3 separate regions of the Homo sapiens genome follow, and regions 1 and 2 are each linked to region 3. A link is a loop called in an ENCODE intact Hi-C map of the cell type or tissue named here. Cell type or tissue: ovary. All regions are shown on one strand. Each heading gives the region's core, and the rest is flanking DNA. Links, peaks and the distances in the headings are about the cores only. Region 1 overlaps ERGIC1 (endoplasmic reticulum-golgi intermediate compartment 1). Region 2 overlaps ERGIC1 (endoplasmic reticulum-golgi intermediate compartment 1). Region 3 holds the start of LOC105377727 (a long non-coding RNA gene).

Region 1 (6,817 bases), core at 1-5,000, 450 kb after region 3:
AAGTGATCCTCCCACCTCGGCCTCCCTAAGTGCTGGGATTACAGGCGTGAGCCACCACATCCGGCCTTGTACAAATTTTAACAAGAAATATTACAGGGGTGATTTTGATAAGGCATTCACTTTTTCATTCCTTCAAGTTTTTAACCTAGGGCAATGGGCGTTTGGACACCACTATCAAGCGTGGTCTTGGGCTCTTGTTTTAAAAATGCAAATTCTGAGCTCCACCCTTGACCCATTTGGCGGGATGCTCCTGGAAAGAGGTCCAGGTGTCTTTTTATTCCAAATGATTCGACTGCTTCTGACATCTGAGAACCATTACAGGGTTGAACAGAGGGATGTTGGAGTCTTCATGGACTGGGCTCTGCGGCTGCAGGACTTTTCTCGGGTTTTCAGAGGAACCTACTCAAAACAATTCAAGAAGCACTTCCTTTGCTTACTGAGATATGGCTTTGGCAGGAAGGGGCAGGGAGGGAGTGTCAGGGCAGTGAATGCTGTCTGCATTCCCAGCCTTCTTACAGAAGAGGACTGACTCGACTCTGCGACCAGGCTTAGAACCCACAGGCCTAAATTTCTGTGTTATTTTAGCTCTGTAGTCCGTGACCCGAGATTGTGGAAGGCCCATGAGCTTCCTGTAAGCATCCCAGAAGGCCCAGGAGAGTTCATACCTTTCCTGAGTGATATTTGGCAGCTCTGGGCCAGCATTCTATCAGCCCAGCATTGGATTCCAGTTACCTCACGCTTATCAGCAGCTGATTCATCTGTGCTTTCATTCATGCCCCTGTCCAATCATCCTTCCATCCGTTCATTCATTCAGTAAGCATTTGCCACGGTCCACTTGGTACCAGGCCCTGCACGGGGCTCTGGGGACACAGAGTTGAGTAAGGCTCCATCCCTGCCTTCAGCAGCTCCCCCATCCAGGAAGAACTGATCTGCCGTTGATTTCTTTCCCCATTCTCAGTTCATCAGTGCTTCATTGGTGCAGTTTTTCTGGTTGATAGGCTCTTTTCTTTTTAATACTGAAACCTAGTTTGTTTTAAAAGTAAAACTATTCAGACAATGTCAGAGGATGTACAATGAAATGGGATCTTTCTCAAATCCTGCCTTCCTCCCCAGAAGCTAAAGCTGCCCGTGGTTCCTTGGGCATCTTTCCAGATAATTCTCCTATATATTTACATGGATACAGAGTGTCTCCTCCTCCCCCAATCCATGGACACATGTGTATCCTGTCCCATGACTTGGTTCTTTTCCCTGTTGGAGAATAGCTGCTCCTAGCACCCACACTTTTTTTTTTTTTTTTTTTGAGACAGAGTCTTGCTCTATCGCCCAGGCTGGAGTGCAGTGGCATGACCTTAGCTCACTGCAACCTCCGCCTCCCAGGTTCAAGCGATTCTCCTGCCTCAGCCTCCTGAGTAGCTGGGATTACAGGCACCTGCCACCACGCCTGGCTAATTTTTGAATTTTTAGTAGAGACGGGGTTTCACCATCTTGGGCAGGCTGGTCTCGAACTCCTGACTGCAGATGATCCACCCACCTCGGCCTCCCAAAGTGCTGGGATTACAGGCGTGAGCCACCACGCCTGGCCAACACTCACTCTTTCATGGTTGCTCTATTGATGGACATTTGGGTTGTTTCCAGAATTTTAATGATGTGCACAGTGCAGGAGGAAAGATCCTGATGGATAGAGTCTCCCAATTCCCGGTATCCAAGGGGAGAAGATGAAGAGCAGTTGGTTGGTGGTAAAACTGGGGAATGAGCCCCCTGCCGTGCCCAGGGAATTTAGGCTTAGGATTGAAATGACATAGAGCTGTCAGCGGGCAGTGCCCGTCCCCCTGCTTCATTCTGCTGTGTCCTTCCCGCAGCCCTGGCCTCCCACGACTACATCCTGAAGATTGTGCCCACGGTTTATGAGGACAAGAGTGGCAAGCAGCGGTACTCCTACCAGTACACGGTGGCCAACAAGGTGCGCGGGCGGTGGCTGGGCCGAGCTGTGTGCGGCGGCGCCCTCTGCTGACGGAGAGCAGAGATGACAGGCGGCTGCACCGACGCACTTTCTTCTGATTCCTTTCTGGAGGCCTTTCCTGGGGGTTAGCTTGGGCCAGGCGCTGTCCCTGGGTAAAATTGAAAAGCCCAGTCCCTGCCATGTGGCAGTCTCAGAGTCAAGGAGAACAGATCTAACCAGGAGATAGGGTGTGATGCGTTTGACAAAGAGCAGGTAGTCTCTGTCCTACAAAGGTCCTGGGGTTGCAGGTCTCAAACAGCCCTGCATCTGGTCCGAGTCCTTCAGACACAGACCCCTGGGTGCTCAACACAGACAGACACTCCTGCTCTCAGGGCACAGGCACTTTACCCAAACTCATGAGGCTACTGAGTCACACCAAGATGGCTGTTGATTAATTTGCTGTTGATTGACAGGGGTGTCCCCAGGACCCCAACACTCAAAGTCATGGAGAAGACGCCAGGCCTTAGTGGGCAGCAGAGCATGGTCAGAGTCTGCAGAGTGGGATGACCCAGCAATTAGTGGTCTCAAGACAAGACAGCCTTGGGCTTCCCTGGGGGTATCCCACCAATGGGACATGAATACTTGAAACCTGTTGGTTGAAATGCCCCTGCTAGACCCTGGCGGATGGGTTTTTCCCACTTACCACCAGGACTGTCCTTTTTCTTCTGTTCCAAGGCTGCCCAAACCCCTTATAAGTGATACCTGTTTAGCTCAGTTAATTATAACAACAGTAGGAGGCATAGCTGTCACTCATTGAGTACTTCCTGGGGGCTAGACATGCTAAGCTCTCTTCTTCCGTCTTCTCAATCATCATGACAGCTCTGATGTTGAGACTGTTATTGAGCCCATTTTGTTGATTTGACCATTGAGGCACTGAGAGGTGGTTGTAGAGCTATAAAGTGGCTGAGTGGGGATTAGAACAGGTTTTCCTTGGGCTCCAGAGCCTGGCTTCTTGATCACCTCACGCCTCGGTCTGAGGAAGGGGCTGTGAGTCTGCCCACCTGCGAGCTGCTCTCTGTCCAATGACTTAGTCCCTCTGTTCTGACTCACCCTAAATTGATGTTCCCGGGAGCCCCTGTTTCTTTTATTCACTGTTTCACAGGGGGCATCTCATTGTAACCCTCACATGCTCATAGCAGCTAACAGATGGAAAAGCACAGATGCAAGCTCAGGACCACGCTGCAGTTCAAATTCCAGCTCAGTCATTCACTAGCTATTGACCCCGGACATGTCACATAGCCACTGTGTGCCTCAGTTTACTCATTCATAAAATGGAGATGATACTTTATAAGAGTGCTGTCACATGAGGCAATGTTTTCAAAAATGCCTAGCCCACCAAAAAAAAAAAGCCTTTAGGTAAGTGATACTGACTGCTGCTATTTTTCACTCTTTTTCTCTGTCCCTCAGCTCTGGGTTGTGACCCAGACAGTCATCCTGCCCCAGCAGCTCTCCTGGAGAAAGCTGGTCTTCCCTTGCACAAAGCTCCTTTTCCCAATGCTTTGGCAAGGCCCAGCAGCCAAATACAGCTTGCTTAGCTTCTCTATGGCTGCAGCCGCACTCTGCCCTGGGAGCAGGCAGCAGCGACCCAGCGGGAGGTCAGGGCTCAGTGTTACTTACCCCCGGAGTGGCCTGGGCTCCTCAGGCTCAGCATGTGGGGTTGGGGGTACCCCAGTGGTTCAATTTGGCCTCCAGTTGTTGCAGACTTTAGCACCTTGAAGTGCCCAAACTGGAGAGATCCCAGGGATCATCATCCCAGGCCCATCCGTGTTTAGATGGGGAAGCCAAGTCCCTGAGGGAGGGAGGGGCTGGCCCAAGGATGCACTGTTAGCTCAGCCTCGTAGTATCCTTAGTCCCTGCTGTGTGCATTCTCAGGAAGGTTGGTGGCAGGGCGGGGCCTTCTGGCTTTGCAGTTCAGTCTATTCCTCTGAAGAAGCTAGCCCACTCCCCACGTGGCATTTACACCCATCACACACACACACACACTGGGACTCCTGCTTATTCATCATGTGTGGCTCAGAATGTCCCCTCCCCAGTCTCCCAGATGCCGCCCGGGAGAATGGGTCATTCATTCATTCCCCTCAACTCTCCATGTTCCTCCATCCCACATGCATGATGTCACAGTGTTAGGGATATTCTTATGTCTTCCTCCTTCTGCAGACTGCGACTCCCTCTGGGTAAAGGGCAGGACTTGCTCACCTCGGGGTCCCCAGCAGCCAGCCATGGGCCACCACAGTGGAGGCGTTCAGCAAACCATTGTTGAATAAATGAATGGATTTCGCGTGGCCCAGAGGTTGAAGGAGGCAATAGCCAAAAATTGCACTTTTCCTTTTACAGCTCTGCTTTCTAATTTATTTTCTGATTCTGGTGCTGCTTGCAGCTCACTTGGTCAATTTCTAAACAACCAAGGGTATCAAAAATGCCCAGCTGTGCACGGCAGAGTTCAGGGCCTCCAGGGGAAGGGATGTGAGAGAGGGAGTGGGGGAGTCTGGCTTCGTGGGGCAGAGAGGGAGGAAAGCCCTTTCTGGAGGGTTGCTGGGGGGCCCTCTGCAATCCAGTCCCCGCCCCCCCTGAGACACAGTTTGTACTTCTGATTCTTATATCCTCTACCCCAGGAATACGTCGCCTACAGCCACACGGGCCGCATCATCCCTGCAATCTGGTTCCGCTACGACCTCAGCCCCATCACGGTCAAGTACACAGAGAGACGGCAGCCGCTGTACAGATTCATCACCACGGTGAGTGGCCTGGGGCAGTGGGTGGGGCCCTGAGCCAGCCACCCTGCGCCTGCTCTGGGCCCCTTTCCTTGGCACCCCTCACCTGTTCTCGCTGAAACAGGAGGCAGCCTGCAGGGCTAGGGGCTCTGGCTGGGCACAGGAGGCTTCGACCCCAAGGATGCTGAGAAATGTTGTCAGAAACACATCAGTATCGATGACGTTTTGTCTAGAAAGTATTTTCCAGAGGGGAATGCCCTGAAATCCATTTAATTCCTGAAGCAAATCTCCATATGGTTCCACTAGATGTTTAGGATTTTCTCCAGCTTTTTATTGTTATGGAAATTATTCTTAGCAGAGTTTATCCTTTAATGTGTAAATTTTGCACCAAAGATTGAACTCATTTTTTTTTCCAGGTCTAATTTCCAGTTATAGCTGCTGATAGGGTCCGATTTTTCCCTTTCCTTCCTCTCTGTTCTCTCTTTTTTGCCATGGTCTCTACCACATCCAGTTTTCTCTAGGGCAGATTCAAGCTGATGTTAGTTTTCCTTTATGCTGATTATTTCTATCATGTCTACTGTTTCCTGGCCTCCCATTCAGAAGGTCCTTAGGGTCAGAACAGGAGGGTCAGGGTGCCCTTCTTCACCCAAGAGGCCCAGGAGGTACTGAAGAAGCCAGAGTTAGCTGAGGTGGAAGAGACAGGGTGGCTATCCCTACTTCACAGATTTGGAAACTGAGACCTAAAGATAAATATGGCATTGGGAGGCCCTTATGCTTCTGTACTTCTTCATGCTTGTAATGATGGTTCAAGATCAAGGGCCTTGGCTCTTTCATTTCCCGCAATAACTAGGTCAGTATTAGTCAGGACTCTGTTACCGAAGATCCAGAACCAGACCTTGAGCTGGCCTGAGGAGTAGAAGGCCTCAGGCATGGCTGGATCCAGCCTCCAACATTGCCAGGAGTAGGTCTCTATCTTCGGATCTGCTTTCCGCTACACTGGCTTCATCTTCAAGTAGAATTTACCAGTAGAAATGGCCTCTTTCTCAGTCATTCTAACCAAGTCCTAGATAGGACAGAGCTCTCACTGGCCCAGCTCAGGCCTCATGCCATCCTTGTGGCCTGGGAAATCAAATGCTCTGGTTGGCCAGGCTTAGGCCCTGTACCCTCTCTGGTGTCAACCCCATCCAAACCGCAGGGACACAGATTGTGAGGAATGAGGTTTCTCAAGAGAAAAGGCAGGGGCCAGCTACTGGAAGAGGAAAGAGTGGGTGCCAGGAGGCAGAACAGTGGGATGTTGTGACAGGGTCTCTGCCTTCTCATCTGTGAAGTAAGAACGATCATCTCTGTTCCTGCCACCTCCCAGGGCCTTGTGGGACTCAGAGGAGATTGTGAAAGGAGAAGCTGTTTGCAGATGTGAAAAGCCAAGTAGGACGGGGCACAGTGGCTCACACTTGTAGTCCCAGCAGTTTGGGAGGCTGAGGCGGGAGGATCGCTTGAGGCCAGGAGTTTGAAACCAGCCTGGGCAACATTGTGAAGGCTTGTCTCTAAGAATCTTCTTAAATTAGCTGGATACGGTGGTATATGCACCTGTAGTCCCAGCTACTTAGGAGGCTGAGGTGAGAGGATCACTTGAGCCCAGGATTTTAAGGTTAGAGTGAGTCATGATCGTGCCACTTCACTCTAGCCTGGGCAACAGAGCGAGACCCTTTCTCTAAAAAACAAAAATCCCCAGAAAACAGACAGAGAGATACAAAGGGTGTCATAAGTCTGGTGCTTACATGAGCCTCAGAACAGTTTTTTGCTGTTCTCTTTGACCACATAAAAGTTAGAAACTCCTGTTCAACAAACGGCACATAACATAAAGCAAAAATCTCACACGCAGCCTGGGAAAAGATACTTGCCATCCAAATGGGAAAGGGGTAGCCTTCAGAATTCATATGTAAAGAACTCCTACAGATCAGTAAGAAAAAGTTAACAACCAAAAAAGCAGACAAGGCCAAGGACCAGCTCTTCACAGAGGAGGTGATATTGGCAGTGAAAAGATGCCCAAGTTCACTAGAAATTGGAGGGATGGGATTTAAAACAAGACTCAATTCAGGCCAGACGT
Region 2 (6,498 bases), core at 1,499-6,498, 460 kb after region 3:
CGGGTCTGGGCGATAGAGTGAGACTCCATCTCAAAAAAAAAAAGAAAAAAGAAATCACTTGGCAAGTGGCTGAGAAATGAAGCAACTTCATTTATTCACTTAACATTTGCTAGAATTCACTATGTTCCGGCCCCCGTAGCAGGCACCAGGGTCAGCTGAATCATACGCAGTCCCTGCCTTGAAGGAGCCCCCTGCTGGAGGGGCAGATGAGTGAGCACAGGGAGCTGTGACCGGCTCTAGTGGAGATGTGCGCCAGACACTGCAGGCAAACAAGAGGGCGCCATCCCCTTTGTTTGGGAAGCTCTAAGAATAGAACCCTGTGATGGGCCTTGAGCTGAGGAGGAAGGGCCCGGGAAAGGGAATGCTATGCGCAGAGGCGCCCAGTATAACATGTCGTATGAAGTCCATGCCACCCCCTTTGGCAGGTGACAAACTCCCCAGTGAGCCGCTGACCTTCTGAGAGCAGGAGGCTCCAAGAAGCCACGGGGAAGACCCTTCCTTCGTCAGAGACCCAATGCCTCTATGACTCCTCCTTCTCTTCCTGTCCTTGGCCACCAGCCTGTCCTCCATTTCTGCCCCATCCACCTCTGCTCAAGCGTGGGCTGGCAAAGCCCTGGGCTTGTGGGCCACACTGCTGCAGGGAACCTCCTGACATCATTAGCCTGGTGGTTCTTCTGAAGGCCCTGTGCCACCACCTTGGTTGCCATGGTAACCGTGGGGTCAGCTCTGAAGGAGCCAGCCGGCCGGCTGTCCCTGGCAGATGGCGTCATTGTGGAGCTTCAAAGGCCCTTGTCACAGGGCAGCAGATGTGGGGATGACGCCAGCACTCAGACACACACGTACACACACGGCACAAAGATCCCTGGGAGCCCTCGGAGGGCGGGGTGGGGCCAGGATGGAAGTGGAGGCACCTGCTGTGGCTTCTCTTTCTCTCTTTTTAAAAATCAAACACTTGCGTGCAAAGCCCCTAAACGGCAAATGGGGGCCTCTGCAAATAGCTCCTTAGAGGGGCTGCAGATGAAGAGGGGCTTAGGTCGGGATGTCGTCATGTGGCGGCTGCGGGGCTGGGAGGCAGCTGTGGGTGGGCTGGAGGGAGGGAGGGTAGAGGCAGATGGGGCCTCCCAGATGCATTGCCAAGTGTTTAGTACCTGGCTGCTTCCAGGTTGCCCCCTCCAGGGTCTCATTGTCCCAAAAGGGCTTGTTTATCCCTAGCCTACAACAGTTTTTCCTCCTGGAAGTCTTTAGCCAGGCTTCTTGGAGCTTCTCTCTCTCGGCACGTGGGGCACCTTGCTCAGAGCGATGCTCTGTGCTATATTAGAACATTCCAGCGCCAAGGGAATAAACAGATTGTGTTTGACGACATGCAAGTAATCCCCTCCAAAGTGCTCCCCTCCCACACACACATTTGTCCTGTGCCACTTGCTGTAGCTCCCTTTTTGAGATTGAGATTGCCTTCAAGTGGGTTGTGGTGACAGACTGGAGGGCTTCAGAGGTGTCAGATCTCTTTCCTTGCATGGTTTATTTTATTTTGGAGGAACAGCCAGAAGTCACAAAGTGCCAGTTGGGCCAGTATGACCGGGATGGTTTTTGCCCACCAAGAAGTACCGGATGGCGATGACACCCTCCCATTGCGTGCTACTCAAAACCTGTCATTCTTGGAGAGTTGCGCAGCTCCCTTAACTCAAGTGGTGCTCAGGGCCCTTGGCCAGGGCTTAACCTGGGTATGAGGGAGAGTTGCTACAGGGAGCCTCACCCACAGACGTTCCTCTCTGCTGCCCTCTTTCATGCTTTCTAACCTGGGGACTAATCCCCCAGACTTTAGATTGCCCTGCATGGTTGTCAGGCCTGATGATGACCTCCGCGTCTGACTTACCTGTGTCCCCAGCATCCAGTGAAGGGCCTGACCTGGACACAGGTGCTCAGAAATGTGTAAGAGGCAGCTGCCTAAAGAAGTGATCATATTTTCAGCTGGGCGCGGTGGCTTACACCTGTAATTCCAGCACTTTGGGAGGCCAAGGTGGGCAGATCTCCTGAGGCTAAGAGTTCAAGACCAGCCTGGCCAACATGGCGAAACTTTGTCTCTACTAAAAATACAAAAAATAGCCAGGTAGCACGCCTGTAGTCCCAGCTACTGTGGAGGCTGAGGCAGTTGGAGGCTGAGACAGGAGATCTTGGCAGTAAGCCAAGATCGTGCCACTGCACTCCAGCTCTGTCTCAAAAAAGAAAAAAAAAAAGGTGATCATATTTTCCCTAGCCAGACAGGATGAGGGAAAAAAGTGATCATATAGCTACCCTTATTAAGCACCTACTATGTGCCAAGTAATTACATAGTTACCTCTTTTAGCCCCCCCAGCAACCTCTCAAGGTAGATGATTTTGTTCCTGTTTTATAAATGGATTAAACTGAGGCTCAGAGAGGTGAAAAAACTCATCCAAGATCTCACAGCCAGTAAATGGCAAGGCTCGGACCTGACCCCAGTGCCTGCCTCTGCAACATCCCCTACCCCCAGCACTGTCTCAGGAGCCTCTATCTTCCAAAACAAGGGCTGTCAGGGGTGTTGCAGCAACAAAGCCCCCAGAAGTCATAGAACTCTTGGTAGGACAGACATCAGGATCATTTGATACAGTGACTTTCATCCTGAGAATCAGGAAGAACTATTAGAGCAGGAAACAAAGTTTTATTGTGAATATGCATGGTGAAATCACAGCTTCACACAAACCATTAAAAAAGCCGACGTCCATCTAAGGCAGATTGGCTGATAGTTTGCAAGTTTTCCTGCCCATATCTAACACCTTTTGTTCACCTGTTTAGGCTTCTGCAAACATTTGCCAGAAACTAAGGCAGCAAGTGCTGGGGGCAGGGAAGAGGGCAGGGGCATTAAGAAGAATTGACAAGGCCGGGCGCAGTGGCTCACGCCTGTAATCCCAGCACTTTGGGAGGCCGAGGTGGGCGGATCACAAGGTCAGGAGTTTGAGACCAGCCTAACATGGTGAAACCCCGTCTCTACTAAAAATACAAAACTTAGCCAGGCGTGGTGGTGCACACCTTTAATCTCAACTACGTGGGACGCTGAGGCAGGAGAATCGCTTGAACCAGGAGGTTGCAGTGAGCCGAGATCGTGCCATTGCACTCTAGCCTGGGCGACAGAGCAAGACTCCGTCTCAAAAAATAATAATAATAAAAAATAAAAAAAAGAATTGACAAGAGACAAACTTCAAACTGAGAAGGTTCTACCCACTAAGATGATGTGAGTTGGAAAAATGACCATCTTGGCCCTGGGGTGGCAGGAGAGCCTTCCCAGCTCCCATATGCCGCCTCGGTTCTCTCCTCTCTGCCCCCGCTACCCTGCTCAGGGTTCCCTCGGTGTCTCTCTTCCCTGGACCACAAGCACCAGGGAAGCTCCACGAGCTCCAGGTTTAGTCATCTCTGGTCTCCAGATCCAGTGCATCAATGTGGGTAATAAATAGGTGTCAAACAATGAGCACATAGAAGGAGAGGTGTACACCTTGGTCCACCCCCAACCAAGAAGATTTCTGTTATTGGAGGGACAGAACAGAACCCATATTAGGAGCTTGGTGATTCAGGTCTGGAAATGTGCAAAACGCTTCAGTTCAGATCCTTCCGTGGTATTCCAAGCTGAACTAGATCTTCAAGAAGGTGTTCCAGAGACAGATTGCTCCAAACTGGGTCTGTACAGAGAGGGGCCTCCTGGCGCGTGCGTTCCCAGAGCAGGTTCGGAGGCGGAAGAGGAACGTGAGACCGAGTGGGCTCCATTTTGCACACCAGGCTGGTTTTTATAGTTGCAGAGCTTCTGACTTCCAACACTTTGCTGACGGGGACCCCTTAGGTCAGGATATTTGCTACGTAAACCTTAACAGAATTGAGAAGACAGATTCCCTGCATGGAAGCTATCTGTACATGAAGAGAGGGGCTAGGAAGAGTCTTCCGGCTGGGAATGAGGGCAGGTGGGCTAACAGAAAAAGCAGGCCCTTTGCAGCCTCCCAAACCTGGCTTCTAGTGATCCTTGCTTACTCGGTAGCCCTGTGACTGTGGACAAGTCATTCCCTCTCTGACCCTCTGTGTCCTTGTCTGTGAAATGAGGGTCACCTAGCAGTGGCAAGGATTGAATGAGAAAAGAGGAGAAGGTGCCATCTCAGACCCAGCACATAATAGGTGCTCAACCAAAGTGAGGTTCTTGCGAGGTGGGGTGGATGGGTATTTTGCAGCCCATAGGAATTGTAAAAATGTCAGCGGGAGGCCTCTCCCCAGGCCCCCGGAGCTCTGGAAGGCCTGATACCACACGCTCTCCTCCCCCACCCCCAGCCTTTCCAGGGCCCAGTCAACCACTTCCCTTCCCCGACTACACCCCCCACCTCTGCCTCCTCCACGACTTTGGTGTTCTCATCCCCGGCTCCAGCCTGTCTGCCGCTGCTGGAGCCTGATGAGACTCCAATTCATTATTTATTTCCTCATGCGGCGCCTCCTCCACACGCTTTTAAAGCAGTGCTGACTGAACGGGGAAAGTGACTGAACAGTTCCTGGGCACTTAGGGTACAGCAGGCAGCTGGACAGTGTCATCCCGGTCCCTGCAGTGGGCCCCATTCTACAGATGGGGCAACTGAGGCTCAGAGAGGTAAACTGGCTTTCCCAGCCAGGGCCACAGAGCTGGGATTGGACCGCAGGAGTGTTTACTCCAAAGCCCACAATCTCGCCTCCCACGGCGGTGTGTATGGTGCTTCTCCATTGCACGCTATGGGAGAGTAATGGGGAGGGGAGTAATGATGCACTGGGAAGGCGTTCGTGCTGGTGGAAAAACAGGCATTTAGTTCCCGCTCCAGTGCGGCTGGAACACATCCTTCTCATATTATAAGGAATTAAGAACCATAATGAAAATGTAAGGGAAACACACACGCACCCCTTTTAAAGGTAGACAAGCTGACTTCATTCTAGTCACAGTGGAAGGCCAAGAAGCTGACGGGACCCCTGGGAGGAAGTTGCTGGTGGGAACAGAGGGGCATTATCGGATGACGTCTGATGAATGCCACTTCCTGCACTGCCCTCAGACTCACTGGGGCCCAGGTATTGAATTGTCCTTGTTTTTGTTTCTGGAGCTGTGGCTGCTGCCCAGAGCAGTGGTGCATGCACTGGCCGAGGTGGCCCTCCCTGGCTCAGTGACCCTGCTCCCTCATCCCCGACGGGGAAGATCCCACCCTAGGTTGTCTCTGAGCCTTGAGGCCTGGTTGGGAGATACAAGAGCGTGGCAGTGGCAAGGGACCAAGCCACTCTCAGTCAATGCCACCACAGTCCTAGGGGGTGAGGATTAGTCTTCCTTTTTTTTTTTTTCTGAGACGGAGTTTCACTCTTGTTGCCCAGGCTGGTGTGCAGTGGCACGATCTTGGCTCACTGCAACCTCCACCTTCTGAGTTCAAGCAATTCTCCTGCCTCAGCCTCCTGAGTAGCTAGGATTACAGGCACCTGCCACCACGCTCAGCTAATTTTTGTATTTTTAGTAGAGACAGGGTTTCGCCTTGTTGGCCAGGCTGGTCTCGAACTCCCCACCTCAGGTGATCCACCCACCTCGGCCTCCCAAAGTGCTGGGATTACAGGCGTGAGCCGCCGCACCCGGCCAGTCTTCCCATTTTTAAAAGCCAGAAAACTGAGGCACTGGGAGCTAGGGTGGCACAAGAGCACATGGATGAGAGGAGTCCAAGCCAATTCTGCCAGCCTCCAAAGCCCAGGCCCTCTATGGCATCGCTTTCCAGGTGCAGGGTCTCCAGGCACAGCAACTTAGTGGAGAGGGGCACCTGCTGCCTGCCCCATCCAGGGTCTCCCCCTCCAGGCCCACCTTTTCATCAGCACTGCCTTCCCCACGCCCCCGGCTGACACCCCTGAGCGAGTCACCTTTGCCGCTGCCTTGGGTGTGGAACCCTGTGCCTTTCCTGAGTAGTCATTCATTCCCTCACTCTGGAACCCACCCATTGGCTCCTCATTCTTTCTCTCACTCCTTTATTTATTCAACAAACACGTCTTGTGCACCTCCCATGTGGTCAGTTGTGTCTGCTATCTTCTCTCCCTTGGGCATTCAGGAAAATGAGAGTTTTCCCAATAGGCTTGAGGTGGTGAGATTCAGGGAGCTCCCTCACTGGCCAAAGGATGGAACCCACCTCTGGCCTAAGGTGCTTTGCCCCACAAGGATGTTCTTCATCACAAACACATCTTGGCAACTGCCTGAGGGAACAGGACACCCTGTCTGGGCCTCAGCTACCTGTTCTGTTGAATGGGTTGCTGTGTAACTTCAGAGGGCCCTTAGAGTGCGTGGGCCCCCAGCGGCCACAAAGAATCTGCCTGCGGTGCTGGGACACTCTTGCGGTCCTGTTCCTGTATGACTCGTCTTGCCTTCTGCTAAAAGTGCCAGAGAGAGAATGGAAGTTGAGACCCAAAGGCGTGCTCTGGGGAATAAGTAATATTTTACTGATTTTTCTGGTTAAAGTGGGTCTC
Region 3 (5,000 bases), core at 1-5,000:
CCATAATTGGTTCAAAGATCATATCAGTAAATGCTAAAACCAATAGACAGATAGGTTGTTGGAGTATAGAATATTCACATGGTCTCAAAGAATTGTCCCATGCATGAGATCAATCACAATAGGTATAGGGTACAATGGAGTGGCCGGGCGGTCTGGTGGATGCCACCTACACCAAGCATGACAGCCACCAAGGTGCTCTGTTCAGCTCTCCCTTCAAGAGGACCCACTGTGGGAAGCACATTTGATGGACAGTTCAGTGGCCGTAACTTTTAACCCACCAGTGGTCTACTCTGCTGTCACACTTGACACAGCCACAACTGAACACAGTGGGAATACTAGAACCAGGCCATTCCTGCCCTATGTGGGATTCCTCTATCAGCGCCTTGACTTGGGAACTCCCTATCAGCCTGGCCAAGACATTCCCGGAATTCTGCTGCTGTCTGGCGCTCTTCCTCCCCAGTCCTTCCCTCTTGCTCTCCTTTCCTAGGTGTTAAATGTGCACAGCACCCAAACTCTCCCTGCTGCCTTCTGCTCCCTCTCTGTCCTACACAGGTGTTTCCACCAATACATCTCTTTCTCTTGCACATTGAATCCTATCTTGGCATCCACTTCCTGGAGGACCTGAACTGGCACACCACATGATCACACTTAGCATTGCCAGTAATTTCTGTCTGCCGGATCTGCCCCTTACATACACAGGCTCTGGCTTCTGTGTTGTGCTATGGAATAACTGAGTGACCTTGGCCAGAGCAGTAAACCCCTTGGAGCCTCAGTTTTCTTTTCTGTAAAATGGGGCTTCGTGGGGGTGATTGTGAGGATTAAATGAGATAGCATATGAAATGAGCCTGGCACACAGTAGGTGCTCATTAAACCTGCTATGATGTCACCTTGGGGCTATTGTCATTCCTCTAGGATCTTTTATCAGGAGTGGGTTACTTATCTTCCCTGTGTCTCATTTCTAAATCAGGATATGTATTGTACTTACTTTGCAGGGTTATTGTGAGGATTAATGAAAACCAGTGGTTTGGGTAATGCCCTCAGACACTGCATGCGTGGCACACAGTAAGCACTCAGTAAGTGTGGGCTGCTCTTATCATGAGGGCCATGCTATCTGCTGTCTTATCAGCTCAGGCTGCCGTAACAAAATACCATAGACTGCATGACTGGAACAACAGACATTTATTTCTCAAAGTTCTGGAGGCTAGAAATTCAAGTTGGAGGTGCTGGCCAATTCAGATCCTGGTGAGGACTCTCTTCCTGACGTGCAGACAGCCACCTTCTTACTGTGTCCTCACAAGATGGAGAATGAGAGGGAGCTCTCTGGTATCTTTTCTTATAAGGGTGTTAATTCCATCACAAGGGTGTTAATTCCTTGCCCTCATGATGTCGTCTAACCCTCATTACCTTCCAAAGGCCCATCTCCAAGTACCATCACATTGGGTGTTAGGGATTCAACATGAATTTTGGGGGGTCACCATTCAGTCCATAGAAGTGGGACACAGATGATGCTCAATAAATGTTATTTTCATTCTTTTCGTCTCTCCTTCTCCCTCTGGCAAATAAAGCCTGGACCCGGAGTTTGATTGTGGTTGTGCTATGGAATAACTGAGTGACCTTGGCCAGAGCAGTAAACCCCTTGGAGCCTCAGTTTTCTTTTCTGTAAAATGGGGCTTCGTGGGGGTGATTGTGAGGATTAAATGAGATAGCATATGAAATGAGCCTGGCACACAGTAGGTGCTCATTAAACCTGCTATGATGTCACCTTGGGGCTATTGTCATTCCTCTAGGATCTTTTATCAGGAGTCCTACATTCTTGACTCCTGCCAGATGGGGGCACTCACTGCCTTCTTATTCCTCGTGTGCTCAGTGGACGTCCCTGAGAAGCGGGCTGACTCGCCACCAGAGGGCTTTGTCACCGCCCTTCAAACGATCCTCAGGCACACAGACAGACAGACAGACAGAGGGAGTCCTGGATGAATGGCAAACCCTTCAGATTCTAATTTGTTTCTCAATCAGTTGCTTCCTCGTGTGAAATGAGGGGACAGACAGCTGATCTTTCTGAGCTGCCCATGGCTGGGACCACTGCCTCCATTCCCAACACCCTGCTGGGGACCCCGCCTTCCAAAGAACATGCCCCAGGCACACAGGTGAGCTCCCGCCATGCACTCCCCGTGAAAGGGAAGCCGTCTGGAGGCAGTGTGGCACCTGAAGACGCTGGAGCTGCTGCTGTCAGGGACACACGCCCTGCCCATTCATCTGCCTTCTGCGCCGGGAGCCCCCGCAGATGCGGAAGATGCAGGGAATGATTCAGCCCCAGCCTTAGTAAGTCAATTTCCACTCATTCACAACTTACGATGGTTTCACACAGGGTGCTGGATTGATGCTTCGTGTTACTCAGCAAGGCTTGCTTCTGCGAGAGGGAGGAGCAGTGGTGGTGGGGGGAACCCTTCCTCGGTGAGGCCTACTTGTCCAGCACAGTGCTCAGGGCCCTGCAAGAGTCCCAGCGGGAGAGTGACTTGCTCAAGGTCACACAGCTCAAGGGGCAAACTGGATTTGAACCCAGACTGTGGGGCTCCAGGGAACCATGGTGGGGTGCACCCCTCCCACCACCACCAGTCTTAGATTGGCAGCCTTTTGTGGAGCGTCCATGCTGTGCCCAGGCCTGTGCGGGAAGCCTCTGGAAGACGCAGGGAGAGTGGCCGGCCTTGTGGCAAGATAGGACACATGTATTGCTATTACTGTTTATTACCACCCTCTCTAACTCTGATCCTTAGAGAAAAAGAGGCACTGAAGAAAATGAGTAAAGAGGAGCAGAGTTTCTTTTTTCCTCCCAAGTGAATCATTGAAAGAAGTAAGTTTCCCTTCAATTTACATTTCAGTTTGGGCCTTTAAAAGCAGTTCTTTTTTTAGTTGTTTGACTAAATATATCTCTCAGTGAACATGTGCACCGATTTTTGGTTGTCTTGTAATTTTTTTCCTGATGACTGGTGTTATGGTTAGAGTCTGGGTTCTAGAGTCCTGTTGACCTGGGTATGAATTCGGGCTCCGTTGCCACATGAGCTGTGTGACTTTGGACAAATAACTTAACCTCTCTGAGACTCATATTCTCATCTGAAAAACAGGGAAATTAGAGTATCTTTCTTACATGTTCTTTGAAGAACTTTTTAAATATGCTTTTTTTTTTTTTTTTTAAAGATGAGATCTGGCTATGTTGCCCAGGCTGGAGTACAGCGGCTAATCACAGGCATGATCCTCATACACTGTAGCCTCGCACTCCTGGCTTCAAGTGATTCTCCTGCCTCAGCCTCCCAAGTAGCTGGGACTACAGGTGTGTACCACTGCACCTGGCTAATATACTCTTTATTTTTTTGGTGAGACAGAGTCTCACTCTGTCACTCAGGCTGGAGGGCTGTGGTGTGATCAAGCTCACTGCAGTCTCTGCCTCCCAGGCTCAAGCAATCCTCCGGTCCCAGCCTCCCAAGTAGCTGGGACTGCAGATGCGCACCACCATGCCTGGCTAATTTTATTTTTATTTTTATTTTTTTAGTAGAGACGAGGTCTTGCTATATTGCTCAGGCTGGTCTCAAACTCCTGAACTCAAGCAGTCCTCCCACCTCAGCCTCCCAAAGTGCTGAGATTACAGGCATAAGCCTCCACACCTGGCCTAATATACTTTTTATGATGAAAAATTTCAAAAACAAATAAAAACATAGAGAATAATATAATTTGAAGTCCAATGTACTGATCTTGCAGCTATGTCTTCAACTTCTGGCCACTCTTGTTTCATCAATTTTACTTGTAACTATTATAATATGTATCTCTAAAACAGGGGGCCCCAACCCTGGGGCCATGGACTGGTGTGGGTCTGTGGCCTGTTAGAAACCAGGCCGCATAGCAGGAGGTGAGCAGTGGGTAAGTGAGTGAGGGAAACTTCATCTGTATTTACAGTTGCTCCCCGTCGCTCACATTACCCTTGAACTCTGCCTCCTGTCAGAGCAGTGGCAACATTAGATTTGAATAGGAGCACAAAACCTATTGTGAGCTGCGCATGTGAGGGATCTGGGTTGCGGCTCCTTATAAGAATCTAATGCCTGATGATCTGTCACTGTCTCCCATCACCCCTAGATAGGACCGTCTAGTTGCAGGAAAACAAGCTCAGGGCTCCCACTACTCTACACGATGGTGAGTTGTGTAATTATTTCATTATACATTACAATGTAATAATAATAGAAATAAAGTGCACAATACATGTAATGTGCTTGAATCATCCCAAAACCATCCCCTGCTCTCCCCGCCCTGTCCATGGTTTTGGACCGTGTATTTTGTCTTCCACAAAACCAGTCCCTTGTGCCAAAAAGGTTGGGGATGGCTGCTCCACATGGTAAGGTTTTTCTTTTACAACATAACTGTTGTAATCAGGATTATAATTGTAATCCTGATGATCATTTGTGGAGGACTTACTGTGTGCTGAGCCACGCTTTTATAGCCCTTTGAGGTAACAGTGACTATCTTCATCTGTAGGTGAGAACAAAGAGGCACAGAGAGGTTGAGGATTTTTCCAGGTCACACAGCAGCAAGCAGTGGAGCTGGAGTTTGAAATGAAAGCCTGTCTGACTCCGGAGCCTGTGCCCTTTGTCTGTGTGTGCTATTATCATCAGCATTCTGTGTGGCTTGTCTGTTTCGATTATAAACTGTTCAAGGTTAGGGCCCCACCTTAGCTTTCTGTATTTTCACAATCTCCAGCTGTTCCATGATTGTCAGACTGATCATCATCATCATCATCATCATCATCATTGGTTTGCACGACCAGCAAGTGCTTGTTAAATACCTAGCTGGAGGACTGCACTCAGACCCTGTGCATGTAAAAGTCACAGTCTCTGCCCTCTAAGTTTCTTATATAATCTGCCAGAGATCAGTTTAGACATAACAGCAAGATGGGAAAACTGATGGGTATCTTCCTGCTGATGAGGCTGATTTCTTCTCTGTCTGAGTGGCCTCAG

The links. Hi-C counts contacts between places; a loop is a spot of excess contacts. Peaks named below come from ENCODE experiments on the same cell type or tissue, not always from the same donor. Only the 100,000 strongest peaks of a DNase experiment are listed, where the experiment ranks them.
Region 1: it touches region 3 in a loop (3-fold over the local background); 63 of 110 quality-filtered maps call a loop at or near these places.
Region 2: a loop joins it to region 3, with 4 times the contacts of the local background. A loop is called at or near these places in 46 of 110 quality-filtered maps.

What each region holds. Positions count from the first base shown.
Region 1 is chr5:172,930,577-172,937,393 of GRCh38, forward strand. ERGIC1 (endoplasmic reticulum-golgi intermediate compartment 1) reads left to right here. Exons shown (of 10, transcript NM_001031711.3): 8 at 1,860-1,960; 9 at 4,612-4,734. Among named protein-coding and RNA genes, the nearest start is that of MIR10523, 19 kb to the left of the region's middle. RefSeq lists a silencer at 734-803 and an enhancer at 1,751-1,820. In ovary, for the core only: a CTCF peak has its summit at 2,007 (motif pointing left); a DNase peak (open chromatin) is centred at 1,975; H3K27ac peaks cover 801 bases.
Region 2 is chr5:172,939,031-172,945,528 of GRCh38, forward strand. The region is part of intron 9 of ERGIC1 (endoplasmic reticulum-golgi intermediate compartment 1); the gene reads left to right. Among named protein-coding and RNA genes, the nearest start is that of RPL26L1-AS1, 17 kb to the right of the region's middle. RefSeq lists a silencer at 4,327-4,498. In ovary, for the core only: no CTCF peak of the experiment used is centred there; a DNase peak (open chromatin) is centred at 4,404.
Region 3 is chr5:172,477,283-172,482,282 of GRCh38, forward strand. LOC105377727 (a long non-coding RNA gene) reads left to right here and starts at 1,769. Exons shown (of 2, transcript XR_941225.3): 1 at 1,769-2,322. RefSeq lists enhancers at 1,801-2,422, 2,423-3,042. In ovary, for the core only: a CTCF peak has its summit at 1,898 (motif pointing right); a DNase peak (open chromatin) is centred at 1,869.